Linked DNA regions of Homo sapiens: region 2 is linked to region 1. Evidence: chromatin loops called from intact Hi-C (ENCODE). Cell type or tissue: A673. All regions are shown on one strand. Each heading gives the region's core, and the rest is flanking DNA. Links, peaks and the distances in the headings are about the cores only. Region 1 has its middle 670 kb from the start of LINC02058. Region 2 overlaps LOC105379078 (a long non-coding RNA gene).

Region 1 (8,971 bases), core at 370-8,369:
AGTCAGGATTCATAGGCTGTTGGAAAAGTACAATATGCTAACTCTATTTTGGGAAATCCTAAGAATATTTTAAATTTATTAATATACACTTGTTTACAATTATCAATATTTTTATCATCTAAACATGGCTTATATGTAGAATCTCCCGCAAATGAGTAATCTTATTAAACTGGTCCCTGATCAGTTTATGATATTTTTAATGTTAATGTATATGGATTTCTGACAACCTAACTAACTAAATAATAAAAAGGCAGACTAAGGAACTTAGCCACAAGAATAATTCAAAAGAATTTGGTAAAATTTATCATATTTTCAGAAAAGATTTTACACCAATATGTTCAATTATCACACTATTTAAGCTTATGCATTTCTTTTAACTGTTTTATCATTCACAGATATCACTGCTGAATATCAGTTCCTTATATTGTCAGGATTCATGACTAAATGATATTATGTTCTCTTCCAAGTGGGCTAATTTTCTACGATTGTGGCTCTGGAAGCAAAGTACTAGAAATTGGTATCTATTAAGTTTTATTGACTACTCACAAAAGCTTATAATAACCAGCTGGATCCTGTAAACTGCATGGTGGGTGTTCAACTATATTTACCAACAACTCTATAAACAATATGTATACTTTCATTTTAGGTTAACTAGTAAAAATCATTGTCTAAAAACTACAATCTTATGCTCTGTGCCAAAGTTAAAAGAGGCACGGGAAACCCAGGAAACCGTCTACCCTTACTTTTGGATCTTTCAAAAAATACATATTTGTTTGGAAGCCCAGATCCTTGAAATGTATTTATATTTTTATAAATTTTCAGATATATATAATAAATATTTTTATGCTTATATTTTTCTGCCAATATAAATGAAGACTTTCTACCTTCCTAGAGAGGCTATGTTATTATAATGACAATGGAAGAATTCTTCTTTTTTAAGTTGTGCAGGCATTTGCATAAGAATCAGTAGAAAATAAGTTCCAAAAAGACAAACGCTTTGTTAAAATAAAATTTTCAAAATGATAAAATCATGACTGTCATCAAATATTAAATGCATATGTTTTAAATATTTTATTTAACTCATTAATTAATGAAGGAACAAGTAAGCTACAATCTGTTGGATTAAGAATTTGACTTAGATTTATATTCTCTATTGGACAATGTTCATTTGCATTGTCATAAACAGAAATCATTTGCATTATCAGTTTTGTAGACTTTAATTTTTATACCATATGTCAAAGTCAATTAAAATACACACCTCTATAGAATCAGATAATTTTCAGGGATACCAGTAGACAGTGTATTTCATTAAAAAGAAAACCAGTAATATCTTCAGTTCTTCGACTGACAACCTTGTCTGGTTTTTTAACTGCTTATATTCCTAGGACAAGAAATTGTGCTTTGCTCTTCATGTGTGATTAATACATATTAGTCAATGAATAAATGAAATAATTTAAAGAATCTGGATAACATCATTTCAAAATAAGCTAAAAATAAACCCAAATAAGCAAAAAAAAAAGATTTCTACTTTTAGAATTATAATGTAAGAATCATTTTAACCAATCAAATATAACTTCTTTCATATCAGATATTGTAAAGACATAATTATAAATATGTTAGAACAAGGAAGGCAAAAGTTTGACTCATTTAAAAATTGTTTTATTATCTAAACACTTTACCTACAGAAATCCCTTCAAGCCCATGGTTTATATTATGCTATCAATGATCTTCCTGGTCAGAAATCATCCATCTTTGCCCATCTGCCACTTTTCTTTTTTTTGAGTTTCAGAACCATTGAATTCAAATGCAATCACAATCTTTCAACAGGTTTTTTTTTTTCCAGCAAATTCAAACAATTTTACATTGAACTTTCACTTCTTACATAGAGAAATCAAAATAACAAAGAGAGAAGAGCAAAGGGAAAAGAAGACAAAGTATAGGGAAAGAGCAGTGGGAGAAATAAAGGCTTACTAATGAAGGCTTAATCAGAAAGGGTCTCTGTACTGCTCCCCCAGAATTCGCTTTTGAAGGTAACTAAATGTTTTGAAGGCTAAATAACCTTTTTTGTCATTATAGTTCAGTTGCAGTTCTTTCATTATGCATTTGAAAAAGCCAGTTTTATGTGGATTGTAGGAACTGCAAATTGGCCACATAAACGAATACCTACAAAACACACATTTAACTAAGAGAGTGTCCAAGGGTATGTGATTCCAGTGGAGACATGCAGAGAGGGTTTTGAACTTCAGTTTTAAAATTCATCTGTGCAGATAATTTTTTTTAAATAAGCAAAGAAAATGCTTTGTCATTGGCACGGGTATTTTAATTTTTAGGATATTTTCTGTTGTCTCAATCTATGTTTGGAAAAGTGTAGTATATTTTTAAAGGAAAAAATCTCCCTTTAAATTCCCCCAAATCTCATATGTTTGAACAAAATTTTCTTAAAGAAATATAATATACTAACTTCTATAAAATGCTCAATCATAACTATTATTCAATGAGTGTCTTATATGGTACCTTGTGGAGAGGGGGATTTAAATACTCCAATTAATTAATGCAAATTGATTAATAAGAGTTGCTGAGTAAAAATGGTAGATATAATTCGTGAAAAGTAAGTCTTTTCTTAATACAGATAAATTCTTGAATATGGTATATTTACATGTGGGAGATGGAAGTAGTAACTTTTCTCATCAAGATTATGTCATTTCTTATTTGTAAAATTTTAGAAACAATGTTTACATTTTGATCATCAGGAATGCTTAGACTTCCCAATGAAACATTAAACAACCTTGTGAGGAAATAAAAGAATAAAAAAGAAGTCTTTTACACACTGATTTTCGTAAGTGCATCTTTCTGTAGAATCGATAGATGCATAAAGAAATAGAAGACAACTGTATTCCATTACAGGAGTATAAAAAGATTGCCCTCTCCAACTGCAATATAGCAATATTTATTTAGGCATTTTTGCAGGGGTTTAGGCATTAATAAAATTCTTTAGGAATTTTGACTTAATCAGTGTCTTGTGTGAATGAATGTATTGCATTCTACTACTTTTTTGAATCATAATTACAATTTGAACTTTGAATTGCTAAATGTAGAAAACTAAATCTGGGAAAAAATAATAAATATTTTATTCAAACTCTTCAGGACACTTGGAGTATTACCACATATTTTTAAAATTATTTTTCAAATACTCATATGGTTTAAGGAATATACTGAAATGACAGCATTGTATTCACATAATGTTTGTAATGAATTATTTGAACTCTATTAAACAAAATATTAACATGAATATCTACTACCCCATTTGCACATTTTTAATTACAAAACTATGTTAATCTCCCATTAAAGAAAAAAAACATGTTATGTATTTTCTCTGGTGGATTTGTTGTGATTTGGAGACATTTTCCTGGACTCTTGACCATTTGGGTGTGGTATAGGTATATAGATGGATGGGAAGGAAGGAAGGAAGGAAGGAAGGAAGGAAGGAAGGAAGGAAGGAAGGAAAGAAGGAAGGAAGGGAGGGAGGGATGGAGGGTCTAAAAAAGAGAAGTACTAACTTTTAACTAAAGCGAAGGAGTAAATGTTTGTTTTTTATACATTTGCCAGCAACAAAATGTTTTCAGGACAAACTTATCTATAATCAGACTTTGTTCGACATGTGTGTTTTACAGTATATTAAAGTTGAGGCAAAGATTCTTAATCCTGAAATATAAAAATTGTAAGATGCATTTATATAGATGCAAACTCCTTTGCCTATGTCTGACTTTATGGGGATGCTGCATACTTATCCACTGTATTAACCACTACATAAGCACTAGGCTCCAAATTAAAGAGGCAACAGATGACATAAATATTACCGTATATTTATATTGCTGAATGAACAAATTAGTCATCTCTCCACTAATACTTGTTCCTTCTGTAAAATTCCACATCTTGGGTACTGCTTCCATGTCTTTTAGGCAAGACTACAATAGTCTTTGGGGGTAATTTATTTTTTTAACATTCTGACTTTAACCTTATCCTGGCCAAGTCCTCTAGATTTTAATTCTTAACAGCCTCAGAGTTTCATCTGTTTCAACATCACATGCTTCTCCATAATTTAATCACCACTAACTTTAGTTCTGAATTTATCATTTGTCGCTTGAACATTAGCAGTGATTTCATTAATCATCTCCCCATGTCCAATCTCAGCATATCCTTAAACCTGCTAACATATTTAGATCTGATCATGTTACTCTTCTGTCCCCAAACTCAGAGGAGTCTATCGGTATCCCAAGAAAAAATCAGCTTGATACACTTTTAAAGCTGTTCTAAGAGCTGATACTTTTCCACCTTTCTAGGCTTTCTCTCACTACCCCCATTCACTGTATGTCATATTCTTGGAAAATCGGATGGTTCTAAAAATAAATTGGAAATTATTCCATGTACCACAGCTTCAAAAAAAGTACTATCTCTTTTATTTAATTTTGTAGGCCCAACATTAAGCAATCTAGTAATTGTAGAACCTAATTAATTAATAAATGGATAAATATACTGTTTAAGGGAAGAAATCTTTCTCTAGGAACCAAACACCTATTCAAATAAACAATATATATTCAGATATGCTAGACAATGTTCTTAATAAAGTGAGTTCTGTTCTAAATATCATGAGTCTTGAGATGAGTAATAAAGCATAGATAACATTCACACTGGTTAAGGTAATGCATTTCATAACAGCTTTGGGTAATTCTTTCTTAATAAAAAATTAAAAACACAATAATGTTTATAATGTAATAATTTAACAGTCTGTGAAAATGCACAAACTTTAATGGAGTCTAATATACCAAAAAGTGAATTTTAAAATTTTTCTATTTTTGCTCTTTTGAGTAAAATTCAACTTCAAAAGTTATTAAAAATTAACAAATATTTTTTGTTAGACACCTAGAACCAGTGTCTAGGTTACTGAGAGTGTGTTCATGATGATTGATCATTTTGCTCCAAACAAGTGAAAAGGATGATCAACATAAATAGTCATAATGATTTTAGCATTATTCAAGAAATAACAGGGGAAAATCAACAGTGTCAGAAAATAGGACTGAATAAGAAAGATATATTGGAGAGTGAAAATATTTTTAGTCTTCCCTAGAATATTGCACAATGGAAAGTAAATGATAGTTTTGAAAAAAATGACAGCATTCTTTTTATAAAATGGTGGAAAGCTATAAAAGGAAAACAATGAATGTGAAAATAACTGTTTTTTAAAAGTAGACTGAAGGCACTGAGTGGTTAGAGGAAAGACACCGAAGCTGGGCTGAAAAAGGAGGAAAAAGAAAATGTTTCAAGGGGCTGCCATGCACTGGGTCACATTCTTGGTCCCCAGTGACTCTGGGGGAATGAATGGGTGAGTTGAATTGGCAAAGAGCAACCCACTCCTGCCATGGGCCTCTGGAATCTTGGAAGGAGACCCCTCAACCACCACAGACACTTAAGTTGTCAGGGAGAGCTGCTTAGAGAAGTTGTAGGGGCAGAACTCCAGGTGATGTGGAACCCAGAGGATTTGGTGCAGGAGCACCTATAGTGGAGCACAGCCGAAGACACCATTACCCTAGGTTTGACTTGCTGCCACAGGAGACCTTAGCTCTAGGGGAACTGTCAGACCTCAATTCTGCAGGGTGGTCTTGCCCATCAGATGGGGCTGTTCCGACCTGAGCACCCTTGGTCTTCTGGCCTCTGCCAGGGCATCAGCCTCGCTGCCTCTGTTTGCAGTGCCACCCTGGGTGCCCTGGGGGCTGCATCATAGCTCCTGCACTGACAGACTGTGCCAGAGCAGTCCCATGGACATGCACCAGCCCATCCACTCTCTCCCAACACAGCTGCCTCCCTGCCTACGGCCACTTCCCGCATTACTTTACTTGTGCCTGTGGATCTTGCCTTCTCTGCCCCACCAGTGTGTATGTGCATGTGCACCCTGCCCTGCCACTGCTGCCAGCATGAGTGCACTCTGTGCCCCCTACCCCTGCCCTACCACCATTGCAGTCAGAATCTTGGCGGGCATAGAGGCAGTCAGACCTGCCACCACCAGTGCCCCACCCATTAGCTAAAACTGCCAATGGAGTGAAACTAGGCACAGAAGACAGCGGACCCTCCTTTGCCTGGAGCAGCCACCTCTGCCTGTATGAATGGGCACAGAGGGTACATACAGTCCTGTTCCTGCTGGCACTCTACCCCCCATGCTAACACCACTACCAGGGCAACCATGCACGCAATCGCCAGTGGGAGACCCTCCTGTCCCTGCAAGCTGTGCGGCCTCCATGGCTGCTGTGAACACGTGCACAGAGACTGGCACCTGCTAGCAGCCTGCTGCAGCCAACTAGCATGCACCCCACTGAACTGGCACTGCCACTGCTGCTGACACGTGTGAAAGAGGATGCATCCTGCTGTCACCACCCTGTGAAACTCTTTGAATGGCTGCACCCATTGGAATGCTGTAACTAATGGTCTGGGAGCACCTCAGCCCCCACTAGCACAGGGAGTTTCTAACCTGGAGGAGCCAGAGAACAAAGTTGGGACATAATAGCAGTGACCTAGAGTTAAAGTGTGCAGTTTAGGAGTTGTGAGCTGAGCCGTGGCTCCCTAAAATCTTCCAGAAACCAAGCCAGTCAACTGAATCCATCTTATTCCACAATAAAACACTTGAGGTCATCAAATAAGATGAAAGAAAAAAAAACTACCATGAAAGGACAGGAGCTTCACAGATTAAAGAAACATGAGCCCACAATGATGCAAAAGAACCAGTGCAAGAACTCTGAGAACTCAAAAAGCCAGAGTGCCTTCTTTCCTCCAAAGGATCACACTAGCTCTCCAGCAAGGGTTCTGAACTGGGCTGAGATGACTGAAATTACAGAAAAAAAAATATTCAGAATGTGAGTAGGAACAAAGGCTATAGAGATGCAGGAGTACATTTAAACCTAATCCAAGGAAGCTAAGAATCACAATAGAATGATACAGGAGCTGACAAACAAAATAGCTAGTATAGAAAAGAATATAACCGACCTAATAGAGCTGAAAAAGGTACTGCAAGAATTTCATAATGCAATTGCAAGTATTATTAACAGAACAGACCAAGCTGAGAAAAGAATCACAGAGTTTGAAGTCTGGCTTTCAAAAATAAGACAGTCAGACAAGAATAGAGAAAAAACAATAAAAAGGAATTGACAAAACCTCTGAGAAATAAGGGATTATGTAGAGACAAAATCTATGATTCATTGGTGTCCCTGAAAAAGATGGGGAGAATGGAAGCAACTTGGAAAATATATTTCAGGATGTCATTTATGACAATTTCCCCAAACTAGCTAGAGAGGCCAACATTCACATTCAGAAAATGCAGTGAACCTCATTAAGATACTTCACAAAAAGATTATCCCCAAGACACATAATCATCAGATTTGCCAAGATTGAAATGAAAGAAAAAATGTTAAAGGCAGCTAGAGAGGAAAGGGCCAATCACCTACAAAGGCAAGCCCAACAGATTAACAGTTGACCTCTCAGTAGAAACCTTACAAGACAGAAGAGATTAGGGGTCAATATGCAACATTCTTAAAGTCAAGAAATTTCAACCAAAAATTTTATATGTAGCCAAACTGATCTTCATAAGCAAAGGAGAAATGAGATTCTCTTTAGACAAGCAAACGCTAGGGGAATTTGTTATCAACATACCTGTTTTCCAAAAGCTCCTGAAGGAGGCACAAAATGTGGAAAGGAGAGACCATTACCAGCCACTACAAAAACACTCATGAGTACACAGACCATTGACACTATAAAGCAACCACACAAACAAATCTGCATAATAACGAGCTAACATCATGACAACAGTATCAAATTCACAAATATCAATATAAACCTTGAATGGAAACTGGCTAAATGTCCCAATTAAAAGGCACAGAGTGTCAAGCTGGATAAAACACCAAACCCATAGGTGTGCTATCTTCAAGCAACCCATCTCACATGAAATGACACCTATAGACTTGAAATAAAGGGATGGAGAAAAATCTACTGAGCAAATGGAAATCAGAAAAAAATCAAGGGTTGCTAACCTAATTTGAGACAAAACAAACAAAACCAGCAAAGATAAAAAAAGACCAGGATACTACATAATAGTAAAGAGTTCATTCAATTCAACAGGAAGAAATAACCATCCTAAAAATATATGCATCTAATACAGGAGCACCGAGATTCATAAAGCAAGTTTTTAGAGATTTATGAAGAGACTTAGATTCCCATGTAATAATAGTGGGAGACTTCATCCAATACCACACTGTCAGTACTAGATAGATAATTGAGGCAGAAAATTAACATAGAAATCCCAAACATAAATTCAGCACTGGATCAAATGAACCTGAAAGACATATACAGAACTCTCCACCCAAAAACAACAGAATATACAGTTTTCTCATCACCACACAGCACATACTCTAAAATCGATCACATAATTAGACATCAAACAATACTCAGCAAATGCAAAAAAATGGAATTATATCAACCACTCTATCAGACCACAGAACAATAAAATTAGAATTTGGGACTACAAAAATCGCTCAAAACCATACGATTACATGGAAATTAAGTAACCTGCTCCTGAACAACTTTTGGGTAAGTAATTAAATTAAGGGAGAAATCAAGATGTTTTTTAAAACTGATGAGAACAAAGATGCAACATACCAGAATCTCTGGGACACTGCTAAGGAACTGTTAAGAGAAAAATTTGTAACACTAAACATGCACATCAAAAATTTAAAAGGATCTCAATTTAATAACGCAACATGAAAACTGAAAGAATTAGAGAAGCAAGAGAAAACAAACCTCAAAGCTAGCCAAAGATAAGAAATAACTAAAATCAAAGCTGAATTGAAGGAGATTGAGACACAAAAAACTATTAAAAAGATTAATCCTCAACAAAATACTGGTAAACCAAATCCAGCAGCACATCAAACGA
Region 2 (8,971 bases), core at 619-8,618, 560 kb before region 1:
CTAGTATTTACTGAAACTAATGTATTACATAATCATTGCTTCAATATTTATGAGTAGTTGAAGGCTCAGCTTGCCACTGAATGGAGAAATTCTGAACTTTCTATTTAGCACATGTTTCAGAAAAAACACATATTTCCCTATTGCTTATTTTGATAGACAAAGAAAGGCTGTCCGAGGCTGTACAGAAGCAACAAAACAAAACTCATAGCTATAATTTCTAGAGAATTGTTGTGTCTTAAGAGAAGAAACAAATAAATGACCCCCTTTCTGGCTAGTTGTATGATAGCATGGTAATCTTTTCACTAGTTTTTCCATCTAAAGAATGGATATATCACAAATATCATCTTTCTATGCATAGATGAAAATAATTTATAGGATATTTTAGAGTGCTCTGTAAGCACATGATGTTCTACAAATGCTCAATAATTAAGAGAATGGCTCATTTTAAAATATAAATCAAGTATGCTAGGGGAGGAAGAATTCCAGGAAAGAAACCAGGCAAAATGCCACCACATCAGAGTTCTTGGCAGGTGTTTCAGCAGCAGCAAGGCATGGTACTTTCTTTATTATATCTTCTACGAGGTATGATGGGCTTCATCCATCGGACATGAAGCAGACTCCAGATTACTCTTTAGAGGTCTCAGACCTTGCCCAACGACAAGATCTCTGACTGAAAAGAAGTATTACACATCTAATCAGTGTAAGCTTTGCTGGAACTAGGGTGGTAGTTTTCACAAAGCTTTCAGGTTAGTAGGGAGGGCAGGCAGTTAAATACGTCTTAATGATACCTTGCAAAGAATGGACAGATGGTCAGGAAAGCCATTTTAGCTCATCCTGGTTGGAGGTGGGGTTTATCACGGTATTAGTCTATTTTCACACTGCTGATAAAGACATACCCAAGACTGGACAACTTACAAAAGAAAGAGGTTTAATGGGACTTACAGTTCCATGTGGCTGGGGAAGATTCACAATCATGGCAGAAGGCAAGGAGGAGCAAGTCACATCTTACAAGAATGGCAGCAAGCAAAAAGAGATCGTGGAGGAAAACTGCCCCTTACAATAAACATCAGATCTTGTGAAACTTACTATCATGAGAATAGCAAGGGAAAGACCTGCCCCTATGATTCAATTACCTCCCACATGGTCCCTCCCACAACATGTGGGAATTCAAGATGAGATTTGGGTAGGGACATAGCCAAACCATATAATTCTGCACATGGCCTCTTCCAAATCTCATGTTCTCACATTTCAAAACAAATCATGCCTTCCCAAGAGTCCCCCAAAGTCTTAACTCATTTCAGTATTAACTCAAAAGTCCACAGTCCAAAGTCTCATTGAGACAAGGCAAGTCTTTTCTGCCTATGAGCCTGTAAATTAAAAAAAAAAAAGAGCTAATTACTTCCTAGATACAAAGAGGGTATAGGTATTGAGTAAACACAGCTGTTCCAAATGGGAGAAACTGGCCAAAATAAAGGGGCAACAGGCCCCATGCAAGTCCAAAATCCAGTGAGGCAGTCAAATCTTAAAGCTCCAAAATGATCTCCTTTGACTCCATGTCTCACACTGATGCAAGAGGTGGATTCCCATGGTCTTGGGCAGCTCCACCCCTGTGGCTTTGCAGGGTATAGCCTCCCTCTTGGATGCTTTAACAGGCTCACATTGTCTGTGGCTTTTCCAGGCACATGTTACAAGCTCACAGTGGATCTACCATTGACCTGTCGGAGGTCTGGAGGATGGTGGCCCTCTCCTCACAGCTCCACTAGGTGCTGCCCCAGTAGGGACTCTGTCTGTGGGCTCCAACCCCACATTTCCCTTCTGCACTTCCCTAGCAGAAGTTCTCCATGACGGCCCTGGTCCTGCAGGAAACTTTTGCCTGGGCATCCAGATGTTTCTATACATCTTCTGAAATCTAGGTGGAGGTTCCCAAACCTCAGTTCTTGACTTATGTGCACCCACAGGCTCAGCACCATGTGGAAGCTGCCAAGGCTTGGGGCTCCCATCCTCTGAAGCAACAGCCCAAGTTGTACCTTGACCCCTTTTAGTCACGGCTGGAGTGGCTTGGGCACAGGCACCAAGTCCCTGGACTGCATACAGCAAGGGAACTCTGGGCCCAGCCCAGGAAACCATTTTCTCCTAGACCTCTGGGCCTGTGATGGGAGGGGCTGCCATGAAGACCTCTGACATGCCCTGGAGACATTCTCCCCATTGTCTTGGGGAATAACATTTGGCTCCTTGTTACTTATGCAAACTTCTGCAGCCAGCTTGAATTTCTTCTGAGAAAATAGGTTTTTCTTTTCTATCACATTGTTAGGCTGCAAATTTTCTGAACTTTCATGCTCTGATTCCCTTATAAAACCGAATGCCTTTAACAGCACCCAAGTCACATATTGAATGCTTTGCTGCTAAGAAATTTCTTCCACCAGATACCCTAAATCATCTCTCTCAAGTTCAAAGTTCCACAAATCTCTAGGATAGGGGCAAAATGCCACCAGTCTGTTTGCTAAACCATAACAAGAGTCACCTTTGTTCCCGTTCCCAACAAGTTCCTTATCTGCATCTGAGACTACCTCAGCCTGGACTGTTATTGTCCATATCACTATCACGCTTTTGGTCAAAGCCATTCAACAAGTCTCTAGGAAGTTCCAAGCTTCCTCACATTTTCCTGTCCTCTTATGAGCCCTCCAAACTGTCTCAACCTCTGCTGTTATCCAGTTCTAAAGTCACTTCCACATTTTTGGGTATCTTTTCAGCAGCCTCCACTCTACTGGTACCAACTTGCTGTATTAATTCATTTTCATGCTGCTGATGAAGACATACCCAAGACTGGCAATTTACATAAGAAAGAGGTTTAATTGGACTTACAGTTCCACGTGGCTGGGGAAGTCTCACAATCATGGTGGGAGGCAAAGAGGAGCAAGTTACATCTTACATAGATGACAGCAAGCCAAAACTGCTTGTGCAGGAAAACTCCCAATTATAATAACCATCAGATCTCATGAGTCTTACTCACTATCATGATAACAGCATGGGAAAGACCTGCCCCCATGATTCAATTTCCTCCCACCAGGTTCCTCCCACAACATGTGGGAATTCAAGATGAGATTTAGGTGGGGACACAGCCAAACTATATCAGTCAGAAATACCTTTCCAGGGAAATGCTTTATGCCTAGCTCTTGGCTACTGGGTTTAAGTTAGTGCTAGGAAAGGGTCATAATCCCCAAAGAGGTAATATGTGTCCAAAAAATTCCTAATAGGATTATTTCAGAATTTTCATTTATTCTACTTATATCATTTGCTGACTTCTCCATCTAATCTATATTTTATCATGTGTCATTCATCCTTCCTTGCCTCTTAAATTTCAAAGTTGCCTCATTGCCTAATAAACTCCTGAATTTAGCTTCCAAGGTTCTCCACAATCTCATACCAACTCATAAATCTTAAAATTCAATAAAAGGAAAGCACACCTAGACATTGTAGTTTTTTAGCTTTTGTGTATATGAGTTTTGGTCTTCACCTATCTTTGCCAATAAAAATAATTTAAGACATAACTAAAATCCCATTTTCTTCAATAAGTTGTCTGATTCCACTCCTTGGGAAAAGCACTTACTTTCAAGAACTAAGAGGTTTTTTGTTTGTTTGTTTATAATGTTAATTTGGCCCTTACCTTGAATATATTTCCTGAGAAGGTTTCACTGACAGAATATATTTAATGTATAAAATTATTTAAAGAAAATAAGACTGCTTGAAAAATAAGTGAAAAAGTTATTTCATGTGCCACAATTACATTTTGAGCTCATTAGTGTTGATGGTACAAAATTCAAACATATACTTTAACTCTGCTCTGTCTCAAAAATTAACTAACTCATTTTGAAGAATATAATGTACCTATTTAATAGTATGGAAGTTTTATAACAGTTCTGTTTCAAAAAAGATAAAAGTTATGCTTTATGAAACTATATTTTTCTGTACATTTATTTTTGGCTCCCCAATTAAATTTTAATAAGCCCTGTGAAATAAGGACCTTTCTTCTTACTTCTCTTTCTTCCTCCTCTTTTTCCTTAGCTTTTTCCCTTTTCCTTCCTTCTTTCCTTTTCCTTCCTTCCTTCCTTCCTTCCTTCCTTCCTTCCTTCCTTCCTTCCTCCCTTCCTTCCTTCCTTCCTTCCTTCCTCCCTTCCCATGTTTATTCAGTAAATATGTTTAAACTACAGATTCATTTAGGGAGCATTTGGATGCCAGAAAGAGGCTGGTTTAAATTAAGGAGTCTAAGGAAAAGAACTACGAGGGCATGTCACGGAACCCAAGGGGAGGAAATACATCTAGATTTCAAGAGGTGCTAGAATTAGAAACTGGAAAATAGTTACTAGTATTAGTCCATTTTCATGCTGCTGATAAAGACATACCTGAAACTGGGCAATTTACTAAAGAAAGAGGTTTAATGGACTCACAATTCCACATGGCTAGGGAGCCCTCACAATCATGGTGGAACGTGAAAGGCACTTCTTACATGGCAGCGGAAAGAGAGAGAATGACAGCCAAGCGAAACAGATTTCCCCTATGAAACCATCAGATCTTGTGAGACTTATTTACTACCATGAGTACAGTATGGGAGAAACTGTCCCCATGATTCAGCTTCCTCCCACCAGGTCCCTCCGACAACACTTGGGAATTATGGGAGTACAATTCAAGTGAGATTTAGGTAGGGACACGAAGCCAAAGACATCATTACTAAAATAGCTATTTGATCTCTTTTTTTCTCTTGAGGGAACATAATTCTCTTACATCTGGTGTTCTCTTTGTGTTTCCTCTGTTGTTTTCATTTTCCCTGTAAACCTGTCTTAACTAGCTTTTCAGCATACATGACTCAAACAGGACAGCTACCCCATTCTCTGAGAAACATGACTTTCCTGATTCAGGACCACCACCAAATAAATGACTCCTAGGCTTTGTATCTCACAATTCAAATTCCACAAAGAAAGAATCTAATCTGCTCAGCCCATGGTTCAGGTCCAAACAAGGGAAGTGAAGGATCATGGTTGTACAAACCTGGCAAGTGAAGCTGCCTCTTCTTGCTAGAATCATTGCCACAGGAGGATAGGCCATCAAATAAGAGAATGGCCCAAACATGCCTGTTACATTTATTATGTATCAAGCACCATAATAGATATTATGAATGGCAAAGGATGCTATTTAGGAAGACAAAACTCAAACTAGAATTAACGAATGAGATTCGAAAAGAAATAATGAGCATAAAAATTGATAAATTCACCAATAAATTTAAAGTTTGATTGAGACATTAAACAAAAATATGTAATTTGAGGAAAACAAAAGTAACACGAAATATATTTCTTTTATATTATTATTCTTAAGATAATATTGGAGAGTCTAAAGTGATTTGATGAATTTGATTATGAATAAAAATATGTACATTACCTAGCACATGTATGTAACTATAATAAATGATTTCTTTGGGAAATTTAAAGACCATTGTGAGGAAAAGATAAGTGATCAGAAAATTACAGTGCATTATACCAAGTTATGTGTAAGGGCAGGTTGTTTATGAGACAATTTGTGAAGCAGCTATCTCCAACATTAGAGTCTGGGAAAGCTTTCTGAAGAGTGTTCCATGTAAGTTGAGACTTGAAGAATGTGTAGAAATTAATCAGAGAAGAGGCAGGGAAAGGACTTCCAGGCAAAGGAACTGCATGTGTAAAAATCCCAGAGATTAGAGGGCCCATGACTGGCTTAGAAAACTTGAAGTTCACTAAATCTGAAACACTGAGTGTGGAGAAGTAACAAGTAATATACAGAAAAGGGAAAGAGAAGCGGATCAGGCAGAGCCTTGTAAGACATATTAAAGTTAATATTGAAAACTATGTGGATTCTTATTGCATTTTAATTAGGGGATGACATGGTTAGATTGCCTTTTCTGAAGAGCACTTGGTACAGTCGCTTTGTCGCCCAGGCTGGAGTGCAGTGGGGTGATTTCAGCTCATTGTAGCCCCTGCCGCCCAGGTTCAAACAATTCTCCTGCCTCAGCCTACCAGGTAGGGGGGATTACAGGTTTGTGCCACCATGCCACACTAATTTTTGTATTTTTTGTAGAGACGGGTTTTGCCATGTTGCCCAGGCTGGTCTGAAGAAGTGAGTCTTGAGTCTTGAGAGTATTGCAGTAATTCTGGTGTGATATGATTGGAGTTTATAAAAAAAGTGAGAATAGGGAAAGGAAGATGGAGTCAAGAGTATTTTGGAAGTAGAATTTATAGAGATTGCTGTTTATAGGTAGTAAAGCATGTAACATAGTCAAGTATGACTCTCAGGTTTCCATCTCAGACTACTGTCTGGACTGTGGTATTATTCACCGATGCAGACACAGAAAGAAGAAAAGCAGGCTTGTGGGTGGGAAGAGGAAGACAATAATTTCAGTACTGAATAGATAATGTTTAAATAACCAGAAAAGCATCCAGATAGGTGTCTCCTTATTTCTTGGCAAGTCATTGTTACCAACATTTAGTAGCAATTTCTCATTTTGAAGAAATAGTTCAGTGTTGATAAAGAAACATTAAATACCTTTTAACATTCTAATTTTAGTTAAACCACATACCATTCTTCAATTGATTTTTTCTAAAACCTATTTCTGATTATACTATCACAAGTTCGAGATTTTAAATATTTAATACGGATTGTTGCCAAGTGGAAATTATTTATTCTACTACTATTTTGTTGTACATAGAGGACACTCAGGTTTTTTTTTTAGCAGGTCATATTTGTTATGTAATTAAATTCATTTAATAAATATCTGCAATTTGCGACACACTGTTGAGATACAAAAGCAACTCAGACATGGCAATGATCTTCAATAGGTTTTGAATCTGTAAAACATTCACTTGAACTTTATGTAGCTCTGTAACAAAAGAGGGGAAGTAGGAATAATCGAAAGAAAGAGTGACGAGGTTTTGACTGCTTTGAAAAGAACCGAGATTCAGTACATCCTCAGAAATTTGGAAATGTTAGGGAATACATAAAGGAATAAAGATTAACCATGTGGACATTGAGAAGATACTAAAAATGTGAAAAAAATATAGATTCTCATTTATCTAGTGATGAAAAGGTTATTCATTACTTTTCTGAGGGCAATTTCAGGTGAACAGTGAGGACCTAAGTCAATCATAAGAGTATGGAGAGAACAACCATAGTCTACATTCAATTGGATTTTATATAAATGGGTAAAGTTGATGGATAAAAGCTGGAACTAACACTATGATTCAGATCACAGTGTATGTGTGTGAGAGAACATCCATATGTATGTATGTATATATGTATATGTGTATTTATATATTTGTAAGTGTTTATGAAGAATTGAGATAACTGTAGTCTCTAGAGATACTATTGTGGCAAGGTCTATCAATTTTCAAAAGGTGTTTAGTCATATATACAAATAATAAATAAATATTATCTGCATGTGATAAGACAAGGGGTAATGAAAAATAAATTGCTGCATGGTTAAGTTAAACTAGAGGAGAAGAAAGGCAGAGTGAATTGATTATTGATGATGTTCTATTTTTCTTGTGAAGAAGCTTTCAAGAATCTGATGAGGGATTGGAGTCAAGCAAAAGACTGAGAATACCGTGACAAGCAGAAAATTTGAGTTTTTGATAATCCCATATCTGGAAACACAACACAATAGAGCTCAGGGCTGCCAAAGCAATCAGGACTTGAGAGAGCATGATCCTGGATAAATGGCAAGTACAAAAAAATGTCCAGTGCTCATTAATCTTCTCTCTTGAGGTAATTGATGAATTCTTAAATTCCTCAAGCTAAGAGGTAAGCATAAAGATTCTAAAAAGCAGAGGGAAGTTTTTGGAAACTTCAAAATGCTGAGAAGACAAAAAATTATATAGATTAGGAATTGCCAAGGAAGAAGGGCCTTACTAAATGACCCATGCTTTTGGACCTGAAGGGTTATGTCCTAGTTGCAATATTATAAGCAACGTGGAGCCCTTATGGCATTTTAATTAGGGGATGACATGATTAGATTTGCCTTGTCTAAAGAGTATTCTGCACAGTGAGGCAAATTGGAAGAAGCAAGTCTTGAGTCTTGAAAGTATTGCAATAATTCTGGCATGATGTGATTAGAGCTTATAAAAAAAAGTTGGCAGTGGGACTGGTGAAAGGAATTTGAATGAATCAAAAGTAGAGAATCAACCTTAAAAAAACTGCAACCTAACCTTGGGTCAGCATAGCTCCTGACTGATCTAAAAAGAAAACAGATACCCATATAAAAGGAATAAAAAGTTATAGACCTGAAATATAAAACAACTGAATTTAATAACTCAATTTTTGTGTTTAACATAAAATGAACATGTCACAAAAGATGGCTAGTGTCAGCTGAAATGTCAGTTGTTGTTATCCAGGATGAAGAACAGAGGGGAAAATTACTGAAAAACCAGGAAACAGGAAGAAACAACAGGACATGGTTGGAATATCTAACATATATTTAACTGGAGTCCTGTAAGAAGAGAACAGGATGTGGCAGATGAAATATTTAAAGATATAAAAACAGATGCTAAGCCCATCACACTAAAACACATTGAAAGGCAAAGACAAGGAAGAACACTCTTGATAGCAGACCGAAAGAAAAAACACATAAACTTCACAGGAGCAAAACTAAGAATTGCTTTTTTATTTTTAGAGATAGGGTCTTTCTCTGTGGCCCAGTGGCATGATATAGCTGACTGCAGCATCAAATTTCTGGGCTCAAGGGATCCTCTCTCCTTGGCCTCCCAACTAGCTAGGAATACAGGTGCATGCCACCATGCTTGGCTAATTTAAAATAATTTTTTTTGTACACAGGGGTCTTGCTATGTTGTCCAGGCTGGTCTTGAACTCCTGGCCTCAAGTGATCATCCTGCCTTGGCTTCCCAAAGTCAAGTATTACAGGCATGAGCCACCATCCCCGGCCAGGACTTCCTTT

What was found. Peaks named below come from ENCODE experiments on the same cell type or tissue, not always from the same donor. Only the 100,000 strongest peaks of a DNase experiment are listed, where the experiment ranks them.
Region 2: a loop joins it to region 1, with 11 times the contacts of the local background. A loop is called at or near these places in 1 of 110 quality-filtered maps.

The regions. Positions count from the first base shown.
Region 1 is chr5:92,262,243-92,271,213 of GRCh38, forward strand. No RefSeq gene overlaps it. Among named protein-coding and RNA genes, the nearest start is that of LINC02058, 670 kb to the right of the region's middle. In A673, for the core only: no CTCF peak of the experiment used is centred there; DNase peaks (open chromatin) are centred at 3,519 and 3,869; H3K27ac peaks cover 5,319 bases.
Region 2 is chr5:91,699,107-91,708,077 of GRCh38, forward strand. The region is part of intron 4 of LOC105379078 (a long non-coding RNA gene); the gene reads left to right. Among named protein-coding and RNA genes, the nearest start is that of ARRDC3, 320 kb to the left of the region's middle. In A673, for the core only: no CTCF peak of the experiment used is centred there; a DNase peak (open chromatin) is centred at 4,245; H3K27ac peaks cover 1,335 bases.